2 separate regions of the Homo sapiens genome follow, and region 1 is linked to region 2. A link is an interaction called in ENCODE POLR2A ChIA-PET data of the cell type or tissue named here. Cell type or tissue: OCI-LY7. All regions are shown on one strand. Each heading gives the region's core, and the rest is flanking DNA. Links, peaks and the distances in the headings are about the cores only. Region 1 has its middle 23 kb from the start of RCAN3AS. Region 2 overlaps UBXN11 (UBX domain protein 11).

Region 1 (5,236 bases), core at 1-5,000, 1.8 Mb after region 2:
ACTCCTGGGCTCGAGCCATCCTCTCACCTCAGCTTCCTGAGCAGATAGGACCACAGGCATGTGCCACCACTCCTGGCTAATAATGTTTAGTTTCTGTAGAGTCAAATTCCTGGGCTCAAGCGATCCTCCTGCCTCTGCCTCCTGAGTAGCTGGGACTTCTGGCGTTTCCTTTTAGTCCTTCTTGACTCATCAACAAGCTGAAGGCAGAGAGAGGTGGTAGAATGTGTGCAATCAATAAATGAAATAAACACAGTTGAGTGTGTTTCATGCAGGGTTCTCACTGTTCTGGTAAGAACAAAATACGTATGTATGAGCTATGAAACACAAATTCTATACTACAGTGATTACAGATACGAGTTAAGTGCTCTTATATTTGCATTTAAAATGGGTATTGCAGAAAACAAAGATGAATGGGTAAAAAATTCATGCTAATCATTTAAAATTTTAATTTGCCTTTACTGAAAATGACATTAAGTAACACATTTAAAAAGTCAAGAGAGAGACTGTTGTTAAAGAGAGAAAAAAGCTTTTAGAAGTCCCTTGGTGGCACTTTTTCTTGGTTTTTGAACTAAGGGCCCCTCCATTTTCATTTTGCACTGGGTCCTGGGGAAAGGAAAGCCTCCAGGCACAAGATACACTGCCTGCTCTGTCACTGCTAGGGCCACCCCCACAGCTTCCATTTCCCTTTCTTGGTTCTCTCGCTTCCTGCTTCGTCCTGACACTGTGAAGTGTCATTGCTCCCTCAGTTATAACATTCACCACACTTTATGTGGTTTGCTTTAATTTCTGACTGCTCTGCATGGGGGAGGGGCACTCTCTCTCCTTCTCCACTGTATATCCAGTGCTTAGCTCCTAGTAAGTGCTCAGTGACACTTACTTTTCATTTTTTACTATGAAAACTTCACATAGGCTGGGCGCAGTGGCTCATACCTGTAATCCCAGCACTTTGGGAGGCCGAGGTGGGCGGATCACCTGAGGTCAGGAGTTCGAGACCAGCTGGCCAAGATGGTGAAACCCCATCTCTACTAAAAATACAAAAATCAGCCAGGCGTGGTGGCGTATGCCTGTAGGCCCAGCTACTTGGGAGGCTGAGGCAGGAGAATCGTTTGAACCCGGGAGGCAGAGGTTGTGGTGAGCCGAGATCGCACCATTGTACTCCAGCCTGGGTGACAAGAGCGGAGCTCAGTCTCAAAAACCACTTCATGTAGACATAAAATAGAGAAAGTAATTTAATGAACCACTGCCCTGTCTGCATTATCCTGCCATTCTTATATTAACTCAATTATTTTATTTTTTAAATTTTTTGAGACAGGGTCTTGCTCTGTCGCTCAGGCTAGAGTGCAGTGGTGCAATCATGGCTTACTGCAGCCTCCATATCAATGGGCTCAGGTGATCCTCCCACCTCGGCTCCCCAAGTAGCTGGGACTCCAAGTGTGCACCACCATGCCCATCTAATTTTTTGTATTTTTGTAGAGACAGGGTCTCACCGTTTGTAGAGACAGGGCCTCTCATGCACCATGCATTGTGTGCATTGTTTTACCAGGTTGCCCAGGCTGGTCTCAAACTCCCGGTCTCAAGCAATCCTCCCGCCTCGGCCTCTTAAAGTGCTGGGATTGTAGGTGTGAACCACTGTGCCCGGCCTCAGTCATTTTAGTCTCTCTCTTTCAAGCTGTTGAATTTCCTCAAATGTCTTGCGATTCTTGGTGGACAATCCCATTTATAAATAAAGAACTACAGTACTTACTAGAGATTTCCTTTGCAGTTGTGTGCATTTGTTTACCCGAAGGCGTACCATCATCCCCTGAATGTGAGGGGGGATTTTCATCTTGGAGGAAGTGAGCAGGCCTGGTCATCGGCTTCCTCCTCAGGTGCATGAGCATGGAGCTGCTGGCTGCCTTGGGACAAGACATCTGCTGAAGGACATGGGACTCGGCTCCAGCTCTCCATAGGTCTGTCTCCCGACAGAACAGAGCTGGAGGTCCATTCGTTTCCTTGCCTGCTGCTCCAATATCCCTACCATGGGCCGTCCACAGCCAAATCTACCACTCTTTTTTTTTTTTTTCAGACGGAGTCTCAGTCTGTCACCCGGGCTGGAGTGCAATGGCGTGATCTTGGCTCACTGCAACCTCCGCCTCCCAGGTTCAAGCCATTCTCCTGCCTCAGCCTCCCGAGTAGCTGGGATTACAGGTATGTGCTCCCATGCCTGGCTAATTTTTGTATTTTTAGTAGAGATGGGGTTTCACCATGTTGGCGAGGCTGATCTCAAACTCCCGACCTCAGGTGAACCACCCGCCTTGGCCTCCCAAAGTGCTGGGATTACAGGTGTGAGTCACCGCGTCTGGCCATCTTCCGCTGTTTAGAGTAATTCTTAGGGTTCCCTCTGGGGCTGATGTTGTTCTGTGTCCACAGGACCTATAAATAGTCTTCCCTTTAATCCAGATTGCTGCCCATAGCACACTTGTTCTTCTCACTTACTGTCTGAGCTCAGAGCCACTCTGGGGCAGAGAGGAGGTGAATGTGTGTGCCTAGGTTGCCATGTTGAACAGGAACCACTAACAGATATTCTTGGCATGGTTAAATAATTGTTTTCTCTCCCACTTAAGGTCAGGGAGTGTCTCTTTTTCAATCTGTGGTCTCCAGGGCTCATCCAGAGCCTCATGGGTCTGGGTCTCCTTTTTTTTATTTTTTTCCCTGAGACGGAGTCTTGCTTTGTCACCTAGGCTGGAGTGCAGTGGTGCAGTCTCGGCTCACTGCAACCTCTACCTCCCGGGTTCAAGCAATTCTCCTGCCTCAGCCTCCTAGGTAGCTGGGATTACAGGCATACACCACCACGCCCAGCTGATTTTTGTATTTTTAGTAGAGATGGGGTTTCACCATCTTGGCCAGGCTGGTCTCGAACTCCTGACTTCAGGTGATCTGCCCACCTCGGCCTCCCAAAGTGCTGGGATTACAGGCGTGAGCCACTGCACCTGGCCTGGGTCTCCTTTTTATAGGGCCTCTCCTCTAAGCTGAGACACAGCATCAGCTAGTGAGGCTGCCTCCTCAGTGCTTGAGTTTCAGCTCCACAGGGCCCCTCCTCCAGGCACCTGCATTTTAATGATTCCAACCTGTTACCTGTCTTCCCCCAGCCCTAGGGGTGGCAGCTTCTGACAGTGTCCTCTCCACAATACCTTAGCCCTCTTTCACCCTTTCAGTTACCTTGTAAAAAAAAAAATGTATACTTAGTTAACAATTATGTATGTATTTATTGTAGAGACAGGGTCTCACTATGTTGCCCAGGCCGGTCTTGAATTCCTGAGCTCAAGCAATCCTCCCACCTCAGCCTCCCAAAGTGCTAGGATTACAGGCGTGAGCCACTGCATCCAACCCTAGTTAACAATTATTTATGTTAAATTTTCTGTTCCAATAACTGCTGTGGCTTCTGTCTCCTGACTTGACCCTGATGGACATGACTGCCTAAGAAATGATACATACCTGGGCTAGGCAGAGTGGCTCACGCCTGTAATCCCACACTTTGGGAGGCCAAGGCAGGCAGATTGCTGGAGTTCAGGAATTCAAGTCCAACCTGGGCAACATGGCAAATCCTGTCTCTAAATTTTTCTAAAAAAATTAAAAAAAAATTTTAAATTAGCTGGGCCTGGTGGTCCCTCCTGTAATCCCAGCTACACAGGAGGCTGAGGTGGGAGGACCACTTGAGCCCAGGAAGTCGAGGCTGCAGTGAGCCGTGATCACACTATTGCTCTCTAGTGTGGGTGACAGAGTGAGACCCTGTCTCAAAATAAATAAATAAAATAAAATAAAGAAATGATACATGCTGGGCACAGTGGTTCATGCCTATAATCCCAGCACTTCAGGAGGCAGAGGCAGGTGGATCACCTGAGGTTAGGGGTTCAAGACCAGCCTGACCGACATGGTGAAACCCCGTCTCTACTAAAATACAAAAATTAGCTGTGCGTGGTGGTGGGCGCCTGTAATCTCAGCTACTCGGGAGGCTGAGGCAGGAGAATCGCTTGAACCCAGGAAGCAGAGGTTGCCGTAAGTTGAGATCGCACCATTGCACTCCAGCGTGGGCAATAAGAGCGAAACTCCGTCTCAAAAAATAAAAGAAAAGAAAAGAAAAAGAAAAAAGAAAAAGAAATGATACACTACGTATATCAATGAAAGGACAGATGGCCTGGCCCAGGGAGTTTATGAAGACTGACAAGCTAATAGCTGTCATGCTACTCAGAACCCAAGGAAGTTTCATTCTATGCAAAAAATAAATAAAAATAAAGAATTTAAAATAATAGTCTATTGATACATAGAGGACTGAAATTTTTTTTAAAATACAGACTTTGAAATCAGTCATATGTAGGTTTGAATCCAGGCTCTGCCACTTACCCACCAGGTGGCCTTGGACAAATTACTGAACTTCCCTGAACCTCCGTTTCCACATGTGTATCATATAACAGGGGTTGAACAGCTTCCTTGTGGGGCCGTTGTGAGAAGAAAATGCATAAAGTATGTAAAGTGCCTGCCCAGAGTGAAAGCTCAATAAAGGGTAGTGGACCTAGAATGTAGGCGGTGTTAAGAGGATGAGACCAGAGATCATAAGACCTGAGTTAAAGTTCTGAGCCTGCAACTGACTAGCCAGTGACATCCTCTCTGTGGCCCTCCCTCTCCTTACACCTATACCAAGACCAAGCGTGGCTCTACAATGCTGGTCTCATCTTACCGGCTTGCAGCAAAATAGGCAAATAATGACAATGTCTGACATTTTTCATAAAGCTAAATTATTCAGTTTAAAGGATTATTATCTGAGATTTTGTTCTTCTTACTGTTTTGGTGTTAATGTCTTTTTTAAATGAAATGACAGGATAGTAGGGTATTTTTTTTTCCTTCCTATGTTCTGATTTGACAAAATAAGTTTGAAGAAGAGCAAGGAGCTGAGACTTGCCCAAACAGATTGGAAACATATTGGAAAGCCTTGATAATTGGAACAGTGTTACTGGTGAATGTATAGGCAGACCACTGGAACAGAATGGCAAGTCCCAAAACTATAGATATTTAGTGTATTATAGAAGTGGCATCCAATTCTTCAGGGCAAATTGGACTATTCCATAAATGGTATTGGCATAGCTTGGTAGCTATCTCAGCAGAATAAAGTTGGATCCATACCTTGAACTGTGCACCAGAATAAACTCCAATGGCTTTCAGATGTAAACACACAACCAGACTATTGTCTAGTAAGTCCAAC
Region 2 (5,483 bases), core at 251-5,250:
TTTGCAAGCCTTGTAGTCTTCCCACCTAAGACTCTGCTCTTCACCCCTTCCCCATCCTTCTCCACTGGGTGAAGTCAGACACCTCGAAGCCTGTCCCTTGTCTCACCCCAGGCTGGGGCTGGGATTTGGGGCTGGAAGTCCTCAGGAGTTAGAGGCCCTGCTTCCATCTCTTTGAGCTTTGGCTGAAGTCCGGTGCCCAGAGCCTTATCCCTGGTATCATTCCAGGGGCCCTAACTTATATTTCTTCCTTCTTCCTGCCTGGGTTCCCAGGAGGCGAGGAATCCGCATCTATGGAGATGGTAAGTGTGCCCCGCCCTCGTGCCCTCTTCGCCTCTCATGTGCTTGCACCTCCTACAGTTGGACCGATGGAGAGAAATCACACGAGAAAGGCCCTTGTCAGCTGGAGCAGCGGCCTCCACCGTGTTCTGTGCAGCTCCCATGCTGTCCTCCCTGAGGGCTGGGCTTCCCTCCTGGAAGCTCTCAGATTAGGAGGCCCCATACCCTTGGCACAGATGTTGCCACTCACATTTGAACCCCTTGACCCACTGTGGGACTGGCCAGTGTGTGCCTAGAAACCAAGTGAGGGCCAAGAGATTACCCAGCCCAGGGGTTTGGATCCCAGCCCCCCTTCCCCCTCCAGCCTCCTCCAGTGTGACAGCCTTTCTCCCGGGAGGCCTGTCCACACATTGCCACCCTGACTCTTGTAGCTCAGGCCTTTGGATCCCTGCCCCCCAACTCTCCACCATGGCATTGGCATTGGCCATGCCAGTCCCCCTGGGAGCAGGACTGGAAGAACTCCAAAACAGCCCCATTCTGGTTGGATCCTTGCTCCCCAGCCTTGTGAATTCTCTCTCCTCAAACTCCCTGGGGCACAGTGCATAGGCCGCGTCACACTGGCGAGGGCCCAGGGCCTGAGTTTCCTCTGGGTCTCCGCCCCAGAGCGGTGACCTAGGCATCCCTGTCTGCAGAAGATGAGGTGGACATGTTGAGTGATGGGTGTGGCTCAGAAGAAAAGATCTCAGTCCCTTCCTGCTATGGCGGCATAGGTGCCCCTGTGAGTCGGCAAGGTGAGAGCAGAGGCCTGAAGGGTCTGGGTCCTGGCTGCAGGAGGGGGCCCCAGAGACGGGGCAAGGCCTAGGGAGGCATGGCCCTTCCTCTCGCCTGTTTGGTCTGAGGCAGCTGCTTCCACTCCTGGCTGATTGTGGCAGGGACCTGGCTTGGCATAAAGCCACACAAGCCCCACCCTTAGCTCAGGAGGCCGAGGCCCAGCCCCAGCCCCAGCCCCAGGCCAGGCTGTGGCTATAGTTACCAGGTGTGATATCAGTGGGCTCAGGATTCAGGGTCAGAGAGGGATGAAGTCTGAGGGTAGAGCTCAGCTTCCTGCTTCTGCAGGGCTCTGGCAAGGCCCAAAGTCGCCTAGACAGTCTGCTTAGCTTGGCAGAGGGCTGTGGCAATGCTGAGCTCATGGAGGCACCTAAAGTGGGATGGGGCTAATCAGGGTGGCTTCCCAGAGTGGGGATTTAGCAGGTCTGAGAAAAGGGGAGACATGGGCAGGCAGGGATGAGCCCTGCAGAGTGCTGGGCGGGATCTGGGGATGCTGGGGATAAGGTTAGAACTTTCCACTAGCTCACTAGCTGTGGTATCTTGAGCAAGCAACTTCGCATCTCTCTGTCTCTGAGGCCTCCTCTGTGAAGTGGGCATGGGAACAGCGAGGGCAGCGTGTTGGGAGGATTCAATGAGATGCTCCTCGGTGGAGGGCCCCTGGCCAGCGCCTGTCACGCGAGGTGCTCAGTGTGGTGGCTGCCCATCAGGAGGCCAGCCATAGGGAAGGGCCTGATGATTCTCCCTCAGGCCCCTTCCATTTTACCGGAGGAGGGAATTGAGGTGGAAAAAGAGACAGGAAGAGCCTGGCCTAAGGTTCTGCGGCCATTTCACCACAAAGCCAAGATCTCCTATACCCTGGCTGGGGTCAACTTTCTTTTTTATTTTATTTTTTTTGAGACAGGGTTTTGCTCTGTCATCCAGGCTGGAGTGCAGTGGTGCGATCATGGCTCACTGCAACCTCAGCCTCCCAGGCACAATCAGTCCTCCTGCCTCAGCCTCCCAAAGTGCTGGGATTACAGGCATGAGCCACCATACCCAGCCAGGTCACTTTCAGTAGTAACCATGGCAACCAGGTTCTCTCTTTGAAAGAGCTCCAGGTGTCCTCTCCCTGCTTTCCCCTGTCATCCCCTCCTCTCCCACTCCCAGCCAATATCTGTCCCTACCAAGGTAACAGATGAGGACTTGCCTATCTTATTTTACTTCTCTGCCAGCAGTGTCCTATACTGTCCACTGCTCCTTCCTTCTCAGGACCTCCACCAAGCTCTTAGGCACCAAGCTGCTGCCCTCCCATTACCCTCTGCTTCTAGGCTCTGTCTCTTAGCTGTCATCACCACCTCCTTTTTTCTCTCAGGTTTTTTTTTTGTTTTTTTTTTTTTTGGAGACTGCCTTGCTCTGTTGCCCAGCCTGGAGTGCAGCGGTGCAAATCACTACTTACTGCAGCCTCGACCTGTCAGGCTCAAGCAGTCCTCCCACTTCAGCCTCTCAAGTAGCTGGGACTACAGACACACACCACCATGCCTGGCTAATTTTTGTATTTTTAGTAGAGACAGGGTTTCTCTATGTTGCTCAGGCTGGTCTCGAACTCCTGGTCTCAAGTGATCTGCCCGCCTCGGCCTCCCAAAGTGCTGGGATTACAGGTGCGAGCCACTGCACCCAGGCCCTCAGCTTTTCAATGTGATGTTCCTCTGGCCTGGATTCTCCTCTGTGTCCACTGTGCCCCAGTGAGCTCACCTGCACTCCATGTGTAGACAGTTCCCAAATGTTTGTCAATTAAGATGCATTTAACTATAAGTCAAAGAAAACCCTTCCTCAGCCAACAAGAACATTAAGGAAGTTTTGTTATCCCACATGCAAAGAAATCCTAAAGAGGCAGCTCCAGGGGTGTTAATTCAGTGACTCCAAGACATCATCAGGGGCTCAGGTTTCTCCATCTTTCCACTGAACCTGCCTTGACATGTCAGCCTCATGTGGTTGTAGGATGATGGCCGCGGTTCCTGCTTCATACATAGAAAGGACACTGTCTAGGGGAAGAAAAGGAAAAGGCCTGCTTCTTCCTGTAGGTTTCTCTTCTTTTCCATTTTCATACTTTTTTTTTTTTTTTTTTTTTTCTGAGACAGAGTCCCTCACTCTGTTACCCAGGCTGGAGTGCAGTGGTGCGATCTTGGCTCACTGCAACCTCCGCCTCCTGGGTTCAAGCGATTCTCGAGTAGCTGGGATTACAGGCACCTGCCACCACGCCCGGCTGATTTTTGTATTTTTAGTAGAGGCAGGGTTTCACCATGTTGGCCAGGCTGGTTTTGGACTCCTGGCCTCAAGTGATCCACCTGCCTTGGCCTCCCAAAGTGCTGGGATTACAGGCATGAGCCACCGCATGCCCGGCCCTGGCTACTGTTTTCTACAGCACCCCGCATTCTGGCTTTGTCTGGCAGTTTGCCCGTGGGGTATTTGCCTCACTCCTCTATCTGCTGTTTTGCGTACCAACTGGACACTAGATTTGGAGGTTTGATTAGATCGAGGGTGAAATTCTTGGCAATGCTTCAGGGTGATGTCACCCATATGTTACACCACTTCCTTGTATATGTTGGACAAATTACTTGATCCCTTTGTGTCTCAGTTTCCTAAAACAGTTCATTTACCTCCTGGGTGTGTTTCAAGGATTACAGGGGGTTGATCTACATGAAGTGTTTAGAACAGTTCCTATGATGCCAGTGGGAGCTGCTCTCAGTACCTTCATTTCCATTCCTGGGACCCCTATCCTCCTCCCTCCCCCCCACAACTCAGCCTCGGCTCTAGGTCTGGGCTCTAAAGACTTTGTGTGCTTGGCAGTCCCTGCATCCCATGACTCGGAGCTGATGGCCTTCATGACGAGGAAGTTGTGGGACCTGGAGCAGCAGGTGAAGGCCCAGACTGATGAGATACTGTCCAAGGTGGGGCTCCAGGTGGGAGAGGGCCAGGGGCCGGTCTGAGAGGTGGAGGGACTGGGCTGGGGAGGCCAGGAGTTGGACTAGGGTGGGTGATTCTAGAACCGTCTACCACACTGACCTGCCCAGTTCGAGGACCAGGTGTGGCCTGGGCCTGATCTAGGTCCTGTGACCTGAGCCGAGAGGCTGGGGGGTCTTCCCCTCAGCTGAGCAGGACCCAGTAGACCCTGGACTGGGTGGCACAGTGGACTGCTGAGCAGAGCGCGGCACCCTCAGATGTGGGGGTCCTCAGGTGTGGGCCGCACCTCTCCCTACCTCAGAGGAACTGCGAGGGTTATCTGAGGTCCGGGAGAAGTGGCTGTGCCAAAGGGTGGCAGGGGCTTGCTGCTCCCCAGCATCCAACATAGGCAAAGCTCTGGAGCTTCCTGTCTGGGCAGGGCTCTGGGAACCACAGGCCCTGTGCTCACCCTGTGTCTTATGCTACAGGATCAGAAGATAGCGGCCCTAGAGGACCTGGTGCAGACCCTCCGGCCACACCCAGGTAGGGGGCTCTTGGAGGGCTGACCTGCGCCCCCAGTCAGGCACCTCCCCTGGGCCCAGGGCTCCTGGAAGCTTCACAATGGCTTCTGGCATCAAGAGCATCAAGCTGACTACTTGGTGGGGTCTGGACAGCTGAGCCCACAGAGGGGCTGCAGCATATCCAGGACAGTGCTGGAGTCACTCCATGCCCTCCTACATGGGACCGAGTCCCATCTGAAGTGTGGAGGAGAGGAGGCTCTGAGGGGAGTGGCAGCCTCCTAGGGCCCATCAAGGCACCGCCACGGGGTCAGAGGAGAGGCCAGAGAGGTGGGGGGCCAAGAGGCAGTTCTTGGGGGATCCCCAGAACAGCTTCTCCAGATGACCCTCAGGGCAGAGGTGACCTGGCAGTGTCTTGCTGGGGCAGCTGAAGCCTGTCCCTGTCTTTCCCTGAAGCCGAGGCAACCCTGCAGCGGCAGGAGGAACTGGAGACGATGTGTGTGCAGCTGCAGCGGCAGGTCAGGGAGATGGAGGTGAGAGAGCTGGGCCCCGGGGGATGCGGGCAGCCAGCAGTCCCCAGCTCTTCACGGCATGTTCCTCAGGAGCTGGGTCCGAGCCCACCTCTCTGGGCCTCTCCTCGTCACATCCCACCCAGGGACCCTGCCCTGCATTTCCCTACCCAGGACTGGCCCAGACTTTAAAGAGCCAGGGAGGTGTCTGGGGCTGGGGCACACCCCTGCTTTTGGGCCCTCTGAACATGCCTCTCCCCTGCTTAGCAGACCTCATGGCTCCCACTGAACTGAATTCTACAGTCCTCGCTGTGGCCCCTGCGGGCTGGCCCCTGCATGCCTCTTCATCTTAGCTTGAACCACTCTCCCCTCCAGCCATGAGGCCCTTCCTCTGGGTCTTTGACCTCATGGAGCTGCTTCCCACCTCAGGGCC

Evidence for each region. Peaks named below come from ENCODE experiments on the same cell type or tissue, not always from the same donor. Only the 100,000 strongest peaks of a DNase experiment are listed, where the experiment ranks them.
Region 1: POLR2A ChIA-PET joins it to region 2 with 10 read pairs; 1 of 35 experiments calls an interaction of 5 or more read pairs at or near these places.

Annotation. Positions count from the first base shown.
Region 1 is chr1:24,476,772-24,482,007 of GRCh38, reverse strand. No RefSeq gene overlaps it. Among named protein-coding and RNA genes, the nearest start is that of RCAN3AS, 23 kb to the left of the region's middle. RefSeq lists an enhancer at 718-827. In OCI-LY7, for the core only: no CTCF peak of the experiment used is centred there; a DNase peak (open chromatin) is centred at 687; H3K4me3 peaks cover 1,200 bases; H3K27ac peaks cover 1,212 bases.
Region 2 is chr1:26,296,510-26,301,992 of GRCh38, reverse strand. UBXN11 (UBX domain protein 11) reads left to right here. Exons shown (of 15, transcript NM_001389556.1): 3 at 271-299; 4 at 969-1,067; 5 at 3,931-4,031; 6 at 4,512-4,566; 7 at 4,998-5,074. Among named protein-coding and RNA genes, the nearest start is that of UBXN11, 7.4 kb to the left of the region's middle. In OCI-LY7, for the core only: no CTCF peak of the experiment used is centred there; a DNase peak (open chromatin) is centred at 2,512; H3K27ac peaks cover 2,840 bases.